2 separate regions of the Homo sapiens genome follow, and region 2 is linked to region 1. A link is a contact called in ENCODE Hi-C or POLR2A ChIA-PET data. All regions are on one chromosome and are shown on one strand. The core of a region is the stretch at or near the end of the contact, and the rest is flanking DNA. Distances in the headings are between cores, read along the strand shown. Region 1 has its middle 120 kb from the start of LINC01987. Region 2 has its middle 37 kb from the start of LINC01987.

Evidence for each region. A loop is a pair of places that touch in the nucleus more often than their neighbours do. ChIA-PET counts read pairs that join two places held with the same protein, here RNA polymerase II (POLR2A). Pooled maps may share reads with other maps.
Region 2: a map of naive thymus-derived CD4-positive, alpha-beta T cell shows a loop between it and region 1 (2.6-fold over the local background). The contact joins two enhancer-like sites. A Hi-C loop is called at or near these places in 6 of 168 maps with a recorded cell type or tissue (aorta, cardiac septum, heart left ventricle and 3 more) and 2 of 50 pooled maps. POLR2A ChIA-PET finds 5 or more read pairs at or near these places in 1 of 52 experiments (naive thymus-derived CD4-positive, alpha-beta T cell).

Annotation. Positions count from the first base shown.
Region 1 is chr17:77,608,569-77,614,138 of GRCh38, reverse strand. No RefSeq gene overlaps it. Among named protein-coding and RNA genes, the nearest start is that of LINC01987, 120 kb to the left of the region's middle. Within about 2 kb of position 3,763, at least 9 of the 41 ENCODE cell types and tissues checked have a DNase peak (open chromatin) inside an H3K27ac peak, as active enhancers do.
Region 2 is chr17:77,688,681-77,694,353 of GRCh38, reverse strand. No RefSeq gene overlaps it. Among named protein-coding and RNA genes, the nearest start is that of LINC01987, 37 kb to the left of the region's middle. RefSeq lists enhancers at 2,028-2,906, 2,907-3,786. Within about 2 kb of position 4,038, at least 4 of the 41 ENCODE cell types and tissues checked have a DNase peak (open chromatin) inside an H3K27ac peak, as active enhancers do.

The DNA of each region.
Region 1 (5,570 bases), core at 2,514-5,013:
TTACAGGTGTGAGCCACCGCGCCTGGCCAGCTTTCTTCTGATAAAGCCCTCAAGCCCCACTCAAAACTTCCACATTTTCAAACAGCCTGGGGTTGCTGTTTGGCTCCTCTCTGCCTTATTCATGCTGTCTTCTTACCCACAATCATCTAGCCACCCCCACTGATCCCTTAAAGACACCAAGATGACCCTAACCCTCCTGGTCTGAGCCAGGGGCACCTGCTCTGTGTTCCCAGTGCCCTCCGGGCATATACCTCTTCCCAGCCCAAACTGAAATTCTTGCTCAGTATCCGTGATCCAGCCTCACCCCTCTGCACCTGAGGCTGCAAGCCTTCCACCGTGGGGCTCAAGCCTGCATCCCTACTGAACCTGCATTGCCTGGTGCGTGAGGGACGCTGAGCTGAGCTGAAAATCCCACCATGGAGAGGAGTCCCCCTCGAAACAAGACTCATTCGTGTAAGGGGAATGAGTTTCGAGTTTCTGTCCTGGCTCCTTTCCTTCTGAAAGTGAGCATCACACAACTTGGACAGGGAGGGCTCAGGGGAATCTCATGACTTAAAAAATGAAATGTTTTGAAGATTTCATGATAGTCGTGCGAACTTGGGCTGTAACTTCCTTCAGAACAAAGCACTCACTTGGCCATTGAAAGGGCCTCTCTGGACGGTTTCTGCTGTCTCTGCAAAGCACTTGGGACGCAGCTTCCGTCAGCTGGGTCAGGGAGAATCCTTTGTAAGAGTCATAGAGTCGGCATCCCATGGCAAGGGCTGGTGAGAGCACGTCATTGGATAGCACCAGCAAATTGTTGTATAACACAGAATTGGACTGGCCTTTGTTCCTGGGAAGTCACCCCCAAATCCTTGGCAAGTCTTTGTTATTCACAGTGAGCCCTCAAAGTCTTTGCTAATGAGGGGACTCAGGGTTAGGACAGCCCATGCCAGAAAGACTGACCATGTGAACAGCAGGCTGAGGCCCTTCTCCATCACCTCCTGGAGAAGAAAGGGACTGGAGATCAAGTCCTATCAGTCACTCCTACATCATGAAACCCCAGTAAAACCTCTGAGCATCAGAAGCTCAGATGACTGTCCCTGGTTCGTAATCACACATCAGTCCCCCGGGAGGCTTTGCATAGTCTTGAGGACATGGAAGCTCTGAATTTGGGACCCTCCCAGACCTCCCCCTCTGTGCCTCTCCCAGTAGCTGGTTCTGATTTATATCCTTGCTAATGACACCGCAATCCTAAGTACAGCACTTTCCTGAGTTGTGTGGTTCATCATTGTGAATTGCTGAATGCCAGGAGGTCAGGGAAACTCCTGAATTTGTAGCTAGTTGGTCAGAGGTGCATGTATCCGGGGGGGCCAGAACTTGCAGCCAACATCTAAAGTGAGGGCCTTCCTGTAGGGCACAGAGCCCCCAATCCGTCATCTGCACCAACTCCAGGTGGTTAGTGTCAGAGCTGCACTGCAGATATTATGGTGGATAACCGTTTGATCATGCCGTTTATGCCATAAAGGAGCACAGAAGTGGGGTATAGACACTTTGCTTTGTGGGTATAGACACCTTGCTTTGTGCCTGTCAGCCAATGAAGTCACATATGTGAGCCTCTACAGGCAATCGGTCCTACACCGCTAGAAGTGAAGTCCTGGTCAAGTTGCTGAGACGAAGATGAAATAATGTTGGACCTTGGAGCTAGCCAACTTCCGCCAAGTCATTAGGCGGGTTCATTTGGATTCTTAGGGTCTGAAAGCAGAACCTGTGGGAACACCAACATCACCACCACACCCACAGCCACACCCATCTACACCCCCGAGCAGTTTATCAATCAAGGGGAACTTAGTGAACAGCTGCTGCTGTGCCTGGCCCTCTGCCGAGTGCTGCAGGGGGTAGGAATATGGAGAATGGGTGACCGCCCTCCTTCTGGAAACACTGACGTGCTTGCTAATCTCTGTGGTCTGTGATGGTCGCTAGGGAAGCAGAAGACCGCCTGCCTGACTGAAGTCATCAGGGAAGGTATCAGAGGCCAGGTGGGGAGTAGATGAATGAGATCAGGCAGAAGGAAGGTAATGGAAGGCCCCAGGAGGAAAGGGTCCACTTGAGGAAACCCTCAGCGTCCACTGGGGCCAATGCAGATGCCTGCTCACATGAAGTCCGGGGGCACCAGGAAACGGCTCGTGGAACAACTCTGAGGTCAGGGGTTATTCCTGTTTAACAGATGGGAAAACTGAGGTCTAGGGGTAAATGCCCAGCCTAAGAGCACTCCTCTCTTCCGGATGACATTAACCCCGGAGCCTCCTGATGGACCTGGCCATTCAAGAAGGTGCACTCTTCCTCTTTGACTCATGATACGGGGCCATCCCATCAGTCACCACGCCTGAACATCAGAACAATTTCTAGAGCAGAGCACACGAACCTTCCCTCCCTCAGCAGCACCTCCTAGACCTCAAGAGCCCTGACTGCTGAGACATGCATCCCTTCGGGGGCCTGACATCTCCTCCACTGCGATTTGAACCACCAGAGGATCAGTCAAGCTCTGGAAACGAGACCCAGGGAAAAGGAAATCTCAAATTGAACACGAGACCACAGAAGGTGTCCACATTCTCTAAAGCCCAGAAACCCAGCAGGACCCAGGAGGCTTCCTGGATTTCAGAGTGGGGTTTGCAAGCCCGCCTTATTTGGGGATAAACTGAACATCACGCTAATTCCTCATTAGCCCTTTCCAGCTGTAAGCATGGGGCTGGTGCAGGAGGGATCTCCCATTTCCCCCGATTGGGACCACAGAAAAAGGATGGAAAGTAACTTAACAAGCTTTTTGGATGTCAAATTGCTGTTACAAAACAACGTTTTTAGGAGTTAAGCAATTAATCCAAACACACATGGATTCAATTTCCTTGAAACCCAAATGGCTTAAAAAACCAAGGGAGAAAAATGCTCAGGGACAAATCCCTTCTGAGTTTGTGAACCCCAAGCCTGTGGAAAGAAAACAACAGAACTGCGGTGCTGCCCCCCTTAACACACTGGAAGCTCCCTTCTCGGTGGAGGGAGGATGGGGCAGGCGCCCAGGCCCCACAGTCACGTGGACTGGGGGCCCAGAGGACGTGGACAAGGGAAGGAAGCAATATGCTTCTCCTCTGCTCAGTGCTCTTTCTCTTCTGGTTTTCTATAAGGCAAGGGAAGAGGTTTCAAGGCAAATATTCGCTTTTCCCCTGCAACGCTTTATAACTTGGCCTTAGATACTCACTTGGAAGAAAAAGCTTTAATAGAATCCTGTTGGGGCCTTTTTATGACCTCCCCAAACAAAGGAAATCAAACACAAGACAATGTTTATATCCAACTTCTAGGGTCAAATGGGAAAGCAATCAGCTCAAAGTGCAGAAACATTGAGGGCTGCATCCTCTCTCTGGTGCCACTCACTCTGGGGCACAGATCGGGGACCCGCCAGGCTCAGCCACCCTCTGGTGTGCATCCTTGGGCAAACCACATCCCCGAAACTCCGGTCCCATCTGGAAGCTTGGGGAAGAGCAGTTGAAATAACATTGAGTTCAGAAAGCTAAATGCATGTTGTTAAATCAAGTTTAGCCTAAAGCTGCCTCCTTACATATTTTAAGTTCGGCCTAAAGGTTTTTCTGTACATCGTGAACTATCGATGTAACAAGCGGAGGCATCAACAGACTGTAGCCTGCACTTGTGCCAGTCACTGAGTTTTGGCCAATCAAAGGGGGCCGACTGAACGGTGTTCAAATAAGGCAAACACCAACCTGTAACCAATCCAGCTGTTTCTGTACCTCACTTTCGCTTTCTGTAGTCGATTTCCTCTTTCTGTCCATAAATCTTACTCCACCACGTGGCTGCCCTGGAGTCTCTGAGCCCACTCTGGCTCGGGAGGCTGCCTGATTCACGAATTGTTCATTGCTCAGTTCAACTCCTTTCAATTTAATTCGGCTGAAGTTTTTCTTTTATCAGAGTGAAAATATTATATATTTTTTAAACTTGTTAAGCACCGTGCAACTGTTTGTCCTTGTCACTTGCTGAGGGGGTGTGGCCTGAGCGCTGACAGCCCCCCAGTGATGACAGCCTTATTGTTTTATTTTTACTCTTCACAACATGGCCCCTCTTCCTTCCTCACCCCCTTCCAACTTCTTTTGCTCCTATGGAGGTTCCAGCTTCACAGTGGAGAAGAACAGGACCCACGGTCTGACTGCAGGCCTGCTGCCATGTTTTTCACAGAATTAAATCCACCAGGAACTCTCTCCTTCTCAATATCTGACCTGCCCACAGTCCTTAATCCTCTTGCAGTCCGTAACAGATCAGGAGAAGGTCAGGGGTGTTGTCTGAACCCTGGGAGGGAACCCGTTCAAAGACAGCAGAGGGGCCCCTGAGGAGCTCCCACCCCAGCATCCACCTCCCCGTGGGGCCAATGTCTGATCTCCCTACCTCCCGTTCCACTCGTGGGGCCAATGTCTGATCTCCCTCCCTCCCGTTCCACCCGTGGGGCCAGTGTCTGATCTCTCTCCCTCCCGTTCCACCCGTGGGGTCACTGTCTGATCTCCCTCGCTCCCGTTCCACCCGTGGGGCCAGTGTCTGATCTCCCTCCCTCCCGTTCCACCCGTGGGGCCAATATCTGATCTCTCTCCCTCCCGTTCCACCCGTGGGGTCACTGTCTGATCTCCCTCCCTCCCATTCCATCTGCCATGGGTGATTCCCTCACTGTGGGACAATTCTCACCAGCATGACAGCACATGCCACTTCTCCTGTCCCCAAAAACCAAACTAAACCCTTTTGCCCTGTTTTTCCCTCGAGCAATCACTCCACATCTCCCCTTTCCTTGGCAGCAAAACTTCTCAAAAGAGCTGTGCACCCTTGCCATCTCCATTCCTCTCCTCTCATTCTCTCCCAGCATCCAGCCTGGGCATGGACCCCATCACCCCATGGAAGCTCCCGTTGTGCAGGTCACCAGAAATGCCATGCCTAGGGATCACCCCCAAAGAACTGAAAACAGAGACTCGAAAGGAGACACGGCCACACATGTTCATAGCATCATTACTCACAGCAGCACAAAGCTAGAAACAGCCCAACGGCCGTCAACAGATGGATGGGTGAATGCAGTGTGGTCTATCCATACAGTGGAATGCCATTCGCCTTAAAAAGAAACAAAATCGCCAAAAGAGTAGATTGTAAGTGTTCTTACCACAGAAAAATGATAGTTTATGAGGTAATTCATGTGTTAATTTGTTCAATGTAGTCACTGCACTATGCATACATATTTCAAAACCACATTGTACAGCATAAATATATATCTATAAAATTTTGTCAATTTTTTTTAACAATTAAATTCAAATGTAGAACAAAAAGAAGTGAAGTACCAACATGTGCTACAACGTGCATGAACCTGGAAGACACGACGCTGGGTGAAAGGAGCCAGGCACAAAACACTACATTGTGTGATTCCACGGATATGAAACACTCAGATTAGGCAAACCCCTAGAGGCAGAAGGCAGATGAGGGGTTGCCGGGGGCTGAAGGCGGGGAGACGGGGAGTGACTGCTGACAGGTGTGGAGCCCCCTTTGGAGGAAGGAAA
Region 2 (5,673 bases), core at 2,789-5,288, 80 kb before region 1:
ATGGGGAGACCTCAGGAAACTTACAGTCATGATGGAGGCAAAGGGGGAGCAAAGCATGTCTTATATGGCAGCAGGAGAGATTGAGAGTGAGGCGGGAAGTGTCATACTTTAAACCGTCAGATCTCGTGAGAACTCCCTCACTTTCACGAGAACAGCATGAAGGAAATCCACCCCCATGATCTAGTCACCTCCCTCCAGGTCCCTCCCCTGACATGAGGGGATTACAATTCAAGATGAGATTTGAGTGGGAACACAGAGCCAAACCATATCAGGCACCCCCCTGCTTTCTCCTGCTCTTCATGCTCCTAGGTCCCCCTCGGCCAAGGTCCTTCCCTCGCTTCCCAGGGGGCAGACGAGGATGCTGTCTCCACCGCAGGCTTCTCTCCCTCCTGAGAGCCAGCACCTGCCTCATCCGAAATCGCCAGCCCTGAGTTTCCTCTCCTCCTCCTCCCACAACCCACCCTCCTCCTTCTCCAGGCACCTCTGTTTCTGAGGCTGGTTCTTCTCCAGCCTCACTTGTTATTTCAATTTCTTCTCTTCATTTCCCCTAATTTCACATATTTTCAGAGAGAGTCGAGGAAATGAGAAACACTGTCATCTTCAACGTGAGCTTTGATAGAGACGAGAACAGGTTTGATTTTTTGTTTTTCTGTGAAAGGCTACAGAGCGGAGGAGGGAGGATGCCTTAGCGTGCATTCCATGTGGGAGCAGCCTGGGGGCCTTGCTCTCCGATCTGGCAAAGCCCAGCCTGAGAGCTGCCCCAGTTGGCCCAGGATCCTGCGCAGACCTTTGAGGACAAATAATACATCTACCTAATGGCCGGGCAGCCACTTTTCCCCGCGCTGGCACCTTGGGGCCGCCCCACTGAAAAACCCTCCTCTGTTCCTGTTCTGGAGGTCATTCATGACCAGTCAGCACCCATCTACGTCCCCATCCATGTGTCCCTGTGCCAGGGGGGGTGGGACTGGCAGCAGAGCAAGTTGGTCCCAGCCCTGGGGTGGGCTTCTGGCAGATCAAGGGTTCAAACCCTGCAGACTGCTGCAGGTCACAGAAGCAGGGGCAGCAGTGTGAGATGAAACAGGTGGAAAGAGAAAGGTCCCAAGAACTGTTCTCCTGGTCCTGCTGTGAAGCTCTCTCGCAGGGTTGGGAAGTCAAGGTGGGTGTGATTGCCAAGTTTGTTTTCTAACTTCCCACCGTGACAGGGCAGCCGTTACAGGACCAAATGACTTTCTTCACACCACCGAGGAAAACACACATGAACACCCCCAGGCTCCCCCGTCAGTGGGGGAGTGAAATTCCCAGTCATGCTGGCATCCAGCAGGGCAGTCTGTGTTGCTGGGACTGCTTGGTTGCATTCACTCCAGCTCACATTCGGGTGACTTTGAGCTCAAGGGACCTGCAGAAATAATTGTGTGTGTCTTAAGTTGGGTCCCTGTTGGGCATCGGGTGGCGGAAGGGCAAGCACCTTGAAGAAGGGGAGGTGGGTGCACGTGTACACAAATGCACACAACAGAACAGGGACCAGAGGGGCAGAACCACATCCTGCACTCAGGATCTCCCAGGCTGATACCGAAAATATGAATCCACCCAACAGCAGGACCTTTACAAAAAAAAAAAAAAAAAAAAAAAAAAAAAAAAAACTAGGGCAGGTGACTCATGCCCTGGGGCCCAAACAACACATCCATGACACACTGCTAAGCTTGGCCTCGCTTCCCTCCTCTCCAGAGGGCTAAATCACGAGGCTCTCTGCAAAGAAAACCCTGGGCCTTGGGAGAAAGACGGCACCTTCCTCAACTCCAGGTGACCCTTGAACAACATGGGTTTGAACTGCATGGTCCACTTATGCACAGATTTCCTTCCATCTCTGCCACCTGCGAGACAGCAAGACCTACCCCTCCTCATCCTCCTCTTCAGCCTCCTCAATGTAAAGACAAGAAGGGTGAAGACCTTTATGATGATCCGCTTCCACCTAATGAGTAAATATGTTTTCTGTCCCTTATCATCTTCTTTATAACATTTTCTTTTCTCCAGCTTACTTTATCATAAGAATGCAGTAACATATAACTTACAAAATAAAATACACATAATGACATACAAAATATGTGTTCATTGACTGTTCTCAGTAAGGCTTCTGGTCAACAGCAGGCTATTCGTAGTTAAGTTTTAGGAGAGTCAAAAGTTACACATGGGTTTTTGAGTTACACAACACTGAGGGCAGTGGTGTGGGAGGCCCACGCCTTCAACACGTGGGCCTGATGTCCCTGTCCCTGCCTCAGCTCCCACTGGACACGTCTGCCGATTCTTTGACAATTGCTAAGTGTTGGGCCCTTGCCGGCCACTGTGACGGGGGTAGGGACGGGGGTAGGGACAACGAGATGGAGCCGATGCTTAGGGCACCGCCTTTCAGGAGCCTAGGGGCCCCGGGGAGAGCCCTGCACACCTTCTGTCCCCTGCAGCCAGCACACCTGGCATCACGCTCACCTTCCCCACTTAACCAGCCCCCTCCTCAGACTCCCGGGCAGTCACTGCTACCACCTGCTTCCTCACCCCGCAGGTTCAGACCCTGGAGTTGTCACTGACGCTTCCCTTGCCCTCCCCAGTGCCCAGGTCTGGGCAGCCCCAGCCCTGGTTCCCACGCTCTTCACCCCTCTCCATGCATCCGTCTTTTCCATGCCTCCTGCTGCCACCCTGGTCACACTCTCCTCTCTCTGACCTGGACTTCCAGCTGCCCTCCCTGCCATCTCTGCTCCCCCAGGCCACCCTCTGCATGGGGCAAGCCCAGTGAGGGACAATGAGCGTAAACATACGTGCCCTGGTGTTGATGATGCATAGAATTAGGAAGGGCGATGAAGATTCCTCTTCCAAGCGTGTCCCTTGAACAAGGAATTGCACCTCACCCTGGTCATGAATGTGTAGCAAGGCAATGGGTGCCAAGTCCCCTGGGATTCAGCTGCAACCCAGGCCAGCTGTGTGCCCTTGGGCAAGTCACGCCTCTCTCTGAGTCTCAGTTCCCCCTAGGACATTAAGGGGGATGAGTGTGGGGGCTTTCAGTAGCTTTGTTCAGTTTGCATCCTCTACATCTATGCCTTAGTTGTCTGCATTTTCCTGGCTCCAACCTGCTTCTAAGCGGGTATCTGGGAACAGAAAGAAAGAGGAGAGGAAGGAGGGGTCCTCACTCCTGATAAGCTGCAGTGGCAGCATCAGCCTTCAGGGCAAGGGGGCATCTGGCGGGGCAGTGGTCTCAGGAAGACATGAGGGGAAGCCCCCCCATCCGCCTGCATCCCATGGCTCCCCCGAGCTCTTGGCTCCTGGGCAGAGGGGTTTCCTGGCTGCTTTCTTGTGCCTTCCACCTTTGAGGATGAATTCTTTCTCCACCTTTAAGCACATTGACAAGATTAATGCCATAATCGGGAGGGGCTGCCATGGAGGCTCAGGGGTCTCTGAGCAATAACTCCTAATTCAGAAATTTATCTAGGGCAGCAAAGACAAGGGCACTCCCCACCAGGACCGGCCCTGCCGGGAAGGAGAGGAGCAGGTCTGCAGGCTCACCGCCCGCCGAAACATCCGCTTTGCACATGCCTAATTATAACTTGGGTTGCTACAAACGGAAATGGACTAAACCCATTAAATCTATTTTTTCTCCCGTGGTGGGAGGGAGTATGGATTTCTTAAAGATAGAGAATTTAAATTAAGCTTTAAAACTGTGACTGAGCGAGATTTAATACTGACAATTAGCCTGGACAAACAGTTAATCGTCCTGGCGGGGTAATTTATATACGTTCCATGTGCCCACGAGGCAGACAGCACACTGCACTGCAAATTAGTGCAAGGAAAGAGGCTTCGCTCCTCCTCGAGCTGCAGCCTGGGGGGGCGGGGGCTGTTTAGAGCTTCCCATCCCAGTGGCCTGACGTGGCAGGAGCAGGGTGGGCTGTCCCATTTTACGGGGTCTGCCTGGCAGACAGCCACCCAGATGTCTCAGACCCTGGTCCCTGGAATGGGAGTGGTCAGTGCAGCTGTTTCAGGGCTTGGAAAGGGAAAATCTTGCCTCTTCCTTCCAGGGAGGACATGGCGTAGTAGGCGGAGCTCAGAATTCTTGGAGGGTTTATTTTCTTTTATTTTTAAGTTTATTTTTATTTTTTATTTTTTCTCACTCTGTCTCCCAGGCTGGAGGGCAGTGGCATGATCTCAGCTCACTGCAGCCTCTGCCTCCTAGGTTCCAGCGATTCTCGTGCCTCATCCTCCCGAGTAGCTGAAACTACAGGTGCATGCCACCACACCCAGCTAATTTTTTGTGTTTTTAGTAGAGATGAGGTTTCGCTATGTTGTCCAGGCTGATCTTGAACTCCTGACCTCAAATGATCCGCCTGCCTCTGCCTCCCAAAGTGTTGGGATTACAGGCGTGAGCCACCATGCCTGGCCTTATTTATATTTTTAATTTTTCTGGGTACGTGGTTGGTGTGCATATTTGTGGGGTACATGAGATGTTTGATACAGGCATGCAATAGGAAATACACACGCCATGGAGAGTGGGGTATCCATCCCCTCAAGCATTTATCTTTTGAGTGACAAACAATCCAATGACACTCTTTAAGTTATTTTAAAATGTACAATTAAGTTATTGTTGGCTATAGTCACCCTATTGTGCTATCAAATAGTAGGTCTTATTCAATTTTTCTTTTTTCTTTTTTGGCACCCATTCTGGCTGCTCTGGCCCTGGAGACCTGAGTGGGCTGAGCACTCACTTCTCCACTCTGAATGTCAGTCTCCTTGTCTGTAAAATGGGCTGAATGAGCTTGGTGCTCACTTCTCCACTCTGAATGTCAGTCTCCTTGTCTGTAAAATGGGCTGAATGAGCTTGGTGCTCACTTCTCCACTCTGAATGTCAGTCTCCTTGTCTGTAAAATGGGCTGAATGAGCTTGGTGCTCACTTCTCCACTCTGAATGTCAGTCTCCTTGTCTGTAAAATGGGCTGAATGAGCTTGGTGCTCACTTCTCCACTCTGAATCTCAGTCTCCTTTTCTGCAAAATGGGAAGCACTTGCTCATCAGAGTTCTTGGGATGGGTTGGACGCCAGGTGGAAGCGTCTATCTCAGAGCCTCAATGGATCCTGTTTGCTCATCACCTGGTTCCTCCTAAATGGAGAGCTCCCTTATGCTCTCAGAAGCCCCATGTGCCTGGTCCTCAGAGAGTGCCCATGAATGGGGGCTAAACAACTGACTTTCAGTGTTTATAATAGCTGCTGTATGCTTCCCAGACAACAGCCTTCTCTACCTGGAATAGATGCGTCCATTCGTGGCAATGTGGCATTGATTTTTTTTTTTTAAATACCACATTAGCAAGACTTCTAAAGAAAAGATCCCTGGCTTCCTCACATGGAACGGGGTCCAAGCCACAGCCATTTTTACCTCACGCCTCTCAAGGCTACACGATTCCCCTCCTAAGAACTTCAAATGCCTTTTTGTCCATATCACTCAGATTTGCAGATTTACTCTCCACATCCAACAGTTTTCCAGCTGCAATGATTTCTGTGGGTGGATGGGTGGGTGGGAGGGTGGAAAGGTGAGGGGAATTGATCTATACCCTTCCAGGGCTGCATTGATAGCAAAAGCCCCTAAAGAGTTGATTGGAGAGAGTGAGCAGGTGGATACCTGCCCTGTTCCTGTCTCCTTTGAC